Regions from separate parts of the Homo sapiens genome. Here region 1 is linked to region 2. The links are chromatin loops, found by intact Hi-C in ENCODE. Cell type or tissue: Caco-2. All regions are shown on one strand. Links, peaks and the distances in the headings refer to the core of each region. The heading gives the core; the rest is flanking DNA.

Evidence for each region. Peaks named below come from ENCODE experiments on the same cell type or tissue, not always from the same donor. Only the 100,000 strongest peaks of a DNase experiment are listed, where the experiment ranks them.
Region 1: a loop joins it to region 2, with 10 times the contacts of the local background. A loop is called at or near these places in 1 of 110 quality-filtered maps.

Annotation. Positions count from the first base shown.
Region 1 is chr3:151,438,206-151,441,125 of GRCh38, reverse strand. It overlaps IGSF10 (immunoglobulin superfamily member 10), which reads left to right. Exons shown (of 8, transcript NM_178822.5): 8 at 2,529-2,920. Among named protein-coding and RNA genes, the nearest start is that of IGSF10, 21 kb to the left of the region's middle. In Caco-2, for the core only: CTCF peaks have their summits at 1,139 and 1,341 (motif pointing left); no DNase peak of the experiment used is centred there.
Region 2 is chr3:151,638,003-151,640,922 of GRCh38, reverse strand. All of the region lies in intron 3 of LINC02066 (long intergenic non-protein coding RNA 2066), which reads right to left. Among named protein-coding and RNA genes, the nearest start is that of MIR5186, 73 kb to the right of the region's middle. In Caco-2, for the core only: no CTCF peak of the experiment used is centred there; DNase peaks (open chromatin) are centred at 1,712 and 2,162.

The DNA.
Region 1 (2,920 bases), core at 196-2,695, 200 kb after region 2:
CCAGTAGCATTAGCATTGTCTGGGAATTTGTTGAATCAGGAGCTCTGATTTTGTTTTAATAAGCAATCTGTTCTTAAAAGCCCTCCAGGTGATTTTGTTGCTAAAATTTGACACTTGTGTTCAAACTTAATTATTTATGTTAGCTGGGAAGTTTTTTAAAGAGTGGGTTTCTACATCCTTGGCGAGACCTATTGAAGCAGAATTTCAGGAAACCAAAGCCGGGGAATATGCATCTTAAACTCGACCCATGTAATTCTAATGCAGCTGATGAGGGATCTTCATTGAGAACCCAGTTAGAACAGTGGTTCTTTGCTGCACATGGAAACCTTTAATCCGGAAAATTCTAAGAATCCTGATGCCCAAGCCATGCTGCACACATATTAAGTCAAATTCTGGAGGTGAGACTCAGACATCATTATTATTTTAAACTCCACAAGTGTTTTAATGTTTAGCCAAGTTTAAGAACCAATACTTTTAGAAAGCATTAGGAAAGAATGCCAGTATAGCATGGTGGAAAGCGTAAGGCTTGAGAACCAGCCCTGTGACCTAAGGCAAGTTGCTAAATCTCTCTAAATACCAATTTTTCAGCTGTATAGTGAGGGAATTACTTCAAGATTAAACAACCAGTGCAAAGCACCTGGCAGTTTCCCTTCCTTTAGGTGTATTTGTATTGATTTTACTTTGGTTTATATGCCAGAGAACTTCCTTCCATACTTGGGGAAAAAAAAATTTTCTCTAATATTTTACTATAATACTTTCCATACTTACCTTTGCTGGAGAATAACAGTGACTTGATGACTGGGTGTGGTGGTTCACGCCTGTCATTCCAGCACTTTGGGAGACCAAGGCGGGAGGATCGCTGGAACCCAGAAGTTGGAGACCAGCCTTGGCAACACAGTGAGACCCTGTCTCTACAAAAAATAAAAAAATTAGGAGGGCATAGTGGTGTGTGTCTGTAGTCCCAGCTACTCAGAGGTTGAGGTTGGTGGATTGCTTGAACCTGGGAGGTTGAGACTGCAGTGAGCCGTGATCTCACCACTGCACTCTAGCCTGGGCTCCAGAGTGACACCCTGTCTCAAAAAAATATAAAGTAAATAGAAAATAGGAGAGAGAGAAATGACTTGAGGCTGTTTGACTTGGTTAGCACTTATGCTATGAAAACAGTTTTTACTTTCCTCTCGTTTTATCTACCTGCTTAGCCCATGTTGCCCAAAAATAAGAAAGACGTTTTCTCATATAGGTATCCCTGATAGCACTTTTAGCACCAGTTGAGTCTCCACTGGTCTAAAAAAGTAGATTTAGTTTTACCAGGAAAGATCTGCCATCTGGTGGTTAAATTTGGTAATGATAGGCTGTGCAGCCACTGTACATCTGGAGAAAAATGGTATTCCACACAGCTCAATCTAGTGCAAAAACTAGTCACTGTACAGCTGCCCATAGAGGGCAGATGCTGCAACAACCTTCTAAGGAACCTTGCGTTGGTATTCTAACAAAGTAAAATTTATTTTTTTCTAAAACAGTTTCATTTTTGTCACCCAGACTAGAGTGTAGTGGTGTGATCTCGGCTCACTGCAACCCCAGCCTCCTGGGTTCAAGCGATTCTCAAGCCTTAGCCTCCCGAGTAGCTGGGATCACAGGCATGTGCCATCATGCTCAGCTAATTTTTCGTATTTTTAGTAGAGATGGGGTTTTGCCATGTTGGCCAGGCTAGTCTCAAACTCCTGCCCTCAAGTGATCTGCCCACATTGGCCTCCCAAAATGCTGGGATTACAGGTGTGAGCCACTGTGCCCAGCCAAAGTAGAATTTTCTAACCAAATGATTCAGTAATTGTTTTGTTACTAATAACTGTTTAGAAAGTATCATCTGGCATCTTTTCTGAGCAACTGAGTTTACCTATATATATTACAAAATCACCATGTTTGTGGATCCAATTAGTTTACTTGGTATGTGAAATGGTCAAGGAAGTCATGGTGTCTAGAACTCCCATATTTCTAGCATGTGCCTCTTCATTAAGATTTTTTTTAAAAAATTACTATGTAACGGAGATTCATTTGAATTCCATCTGAGAAATACTTACTTGCACTAAATTATACCTGTTCAATTAGATAATTTCATCTTTCAGCAAATGGCTTAGAAGACAATAAGCTGGTAGTAATTTTATTTTTTTATTGCAACAATTTAAAGCTAATCACACATACAAAAACAGGTAACTATGAGGTGATGGACATGCTAGTTAATCGTGGTCATTTCTCTCTCTCTATATATATATATACCTCAAAATGTATGTGTATATATATATATCTCAAAATGTATATATATATATATCTCAAATATGTGTATATATATACACACACACCTCAAAATGTATATATATCTCTCTCAAAATGTCATGTTCTACACCTCAAAGATACACAATTTTCATTGGTCATGCTTCAATAAAGCTGGGGCAGAGGGAGGCAATCCTGAGTAAAACAGTTTCCCTCATTGCTAACAGCTGCACACTCAAATGAATCTCTTTTCTCCTTAGAGTGGGCAGCTGGATCCACGTCTACCCTAATGGATCCCTGTTTATTGGATCAGTAACAGAAAAAGACAGTGGTGTCTACTTGTGTGTGGCAAGAAACAAAATGGGGGATGATCTGATACTGATGCATGTTAGCCTAAGACTGAAACCTGCCAAAATTGACCACAAGCAGTATTTTAGAAAGCAAGTGCTCCATGGGAAAGATTTCCAAGTAGATTGCAAAGCTTCCGGCTCCCCAGTGCCAGAGATATCTTGGAGTTTGCCTGATGGAACCATGATCAACAATGCAATGCAAGCCGATGACAGTGGCCACAGGACTAGGAGATATACCCTTTTCAACAATGGAACTTTATACTTCAACAAAGTTGGGGTAGCGGAGGAAGGAGATTATACTT
Region 2 (2,920 bases), core at 304-2,803:
TGAGCCCAGAGTCCTTAAGAAGCCAATCCCTGTGTGGGTTCCCAATACACTACCTGTGCCCAAGAGAAGAGAAAGAATAAATATTCATGAGGAAATAGAGAAATGTGTAATTGATATTTTTCCCCAAAGTAACAATTCTAGTGAACACAGTAAATAAAGGTGGTTTTTCTCTACTCTTTTCCTTGGGGCCCACTGAAAACATCAAAATAATTTTTTTTTATAGGGGAGGGAACACCATCTTCAGTAATTTAGAGAAATGACCATGTTTTCTATGTCTGTCTTGGGACACACACCTGCTGAATAGTGAAGGACCACGAAAGAAAATAGATGCTACATCAGACTGGAAGAAAGATACATTTCTCTCCCAAAAGGAGCGTCATGGCCCCATATGGCATATCCAACAATTCTTTGATTAGGAAAATAAGCTATAAGGGCATGGGCAAGCCATGAAGACAAAAAGAGTCACAGATTGACATTGCAAAATGGTGGAACAGAGCCAAAGAAGCAACCTTGCTGACCCGCCATTTTGTTTTTTTTCTCAGTGGGCCTCTCAGCTGACGAAGATGAGCAGAGGGAAAGCAGGGTGGGGTGGAGTGGGAAAAAGGGGAGAGAATGGACAGCCTGTGCCTTAGAAAGGTTTTGTTGTGTACATACACCAACCTCCTAAATAGGGGGCTACTCCCAGCATAAAGGAAGTAAAACATTTGGTGAGAGTATTTGCAACTACACATCTGAGTATTAAACTAAGAACTATTTTTATAATTTTTATTAAGTACATAAAAAGACTTAGTTTAGAATTAACTGCTGTAATTGAGAACTGGCTGACTTACAAGTAGCCTCTGGAGAATGCTGCTTCTCAAGGCTGTTAAGTGATATTTTTCTGATGTAAGCAAGTTTAGGGGTAACATGGAAGGAGCCATAAACAAGGTGACTTAATCATCCTGGTTTTCCCAGGATTCCCCAGGTTTTAGCACTGAGAGTTCTGCATCCTGGAAAACTCCTCAATTCTGGGAAAATGAGAATGGTTGGTCACCTAGGGAAGGAACCACAATTCCTCCAAGATTCCTCAGTGAAGGGGGTCCTAAAGATAGGATTCTAACTATCGTTTGGGCACTGCATCTGGAAAACAATCAAGAATACAGGTTGCGGAGAGTTGAGGTGTGGGTAAATGATCAGAAACACCAAGGTGGCAGTAATCTGTAACCTTACTGAGCCCTTTACCACTGGTAGGCAATTCGGGCCCTGAGAAGCCTCATACCTACAGTAAAATGATTACTTGATTTCTAAGTAGCTTTGTAAGTAGGATCCTGTTGCTCAAAAGAAGCAACAATGACATAAGGAACTAGAGAAGGCTACAGTTCTCTGATCAGGGTCCAGAAAGCCAGCTGTCACATTCCTGTGTGGTAGCAGGGGAAAGTCTGGCAATGAAAACAGTGAGCTTTATTGAATTGTCCAAAAATATCATGGCTCGTGTGACTAATTTTATTGTTCCATTAGCTGCTTTTCTAGAATTCTCCTCTGGAGAAGTATTAGCCATCATTAAATAAAGGAAGTCCTGCTGCTACTCTCCTGTGGCACACGATGTGGAGCAACTCACATGAGTGACTGAAGTCCATGCACCTGTTTATTCACTGTCAAGGGCTCAGCCATAACTGTAAATCACAAATGTGTGATGACACTAATTAACTCACTTGTGTGCTTTCTTCAGCACGTGGCAATCCAGGGAGAAAGGGTTGTTCTGTGGGCCCTGGTTTGAGGGTTGGCGGTAGTTGTGAGAAAGTGCTTGAGGAGTTACTGAGAAGGAGGTTAAAATGATTAACTAGAGAGTTCTGGGTGGATAGAGAAAGACAGGAGAGAGCCAAGAAAATGGGAGTGCAGATAACAATCAAAGCTACAATGAGATGAAAGAGCAAGTAAAGTGGGTCAAAAGTTATGATCAAAGGATGGAATGTCAAAGTTCAAGATTTCAGAGATAAAACAATTACAGTTAATTGAAGGTCCAGAGTATTGGCATAAAAGTGGGTTGCTAAAATGAGGTGAAGAAAATGTCCTTGAAATGAATGACTGAAGGAATTCCTAGAGGGCTGGATAGGTCAATGTGGACACTGAAGTTTGCCCAGAATTATGTCATGAGTTGCAATGAGCCATGGGGAGCCCCATGGGATTGGGAGAGCCCGTTAAGACAGGCCTATCCATGCCACATATCCTCACTGTGGTTCACAGCTCTTATCAGAGCAACCCTTTGTTTTCTATTTGGGGAAGTAACAGACAGATTTGTACAGGGAACCTAAATTTGGGTTCAAATCATATTACAGTAATGTAGTGCTCAGAAAACTGCATTCATATCCTAAATTCTGAAAAAATTACTACAACACAATGCGGAAGCTTTCTTGGCTTTGGGATGATTGAGCAAAGGCCTCAGGGATACCATAGCTGAAGAATTTCTAAGCTGCTTAAATATCAACAAACCTGATCTTGAAGTGAAGCCGGTCACTTCAACTATAGGATAAAAGGCAAGTTTATGGAAGAAATGACTGAATGATCACCGTGAGAACAGCTTGGATGCAAAAGGCAGAATATTTCATGAGCGAGAGAGATTGAGAGAGGGGGAGAGAGAGAGAGAGTGTGTGTGTGTGTGTGTGTGTGTGTGTGTGTGTGTGTGTGTGTGTTGTTCTACCATTGTTAACATGAGCTGGGGAGCTAGGGAGTGGGGAAGGGAAGCAAATTGTCTCTACTTGAACTTTGCTCTCCCAACTTTTTCCCTGACTATGACTGGTTGTCCATATAGCTGACTTCTCCTTAAGTTTTCTACCACTCATCTTGTTTCATGCAATTTGTTCATATTTCCCATTATGCCCTCTATATAAACCTTAACCCAAATTGCAGACATTAAAATGAGGCTTTTTTTCCAGAAACTGAG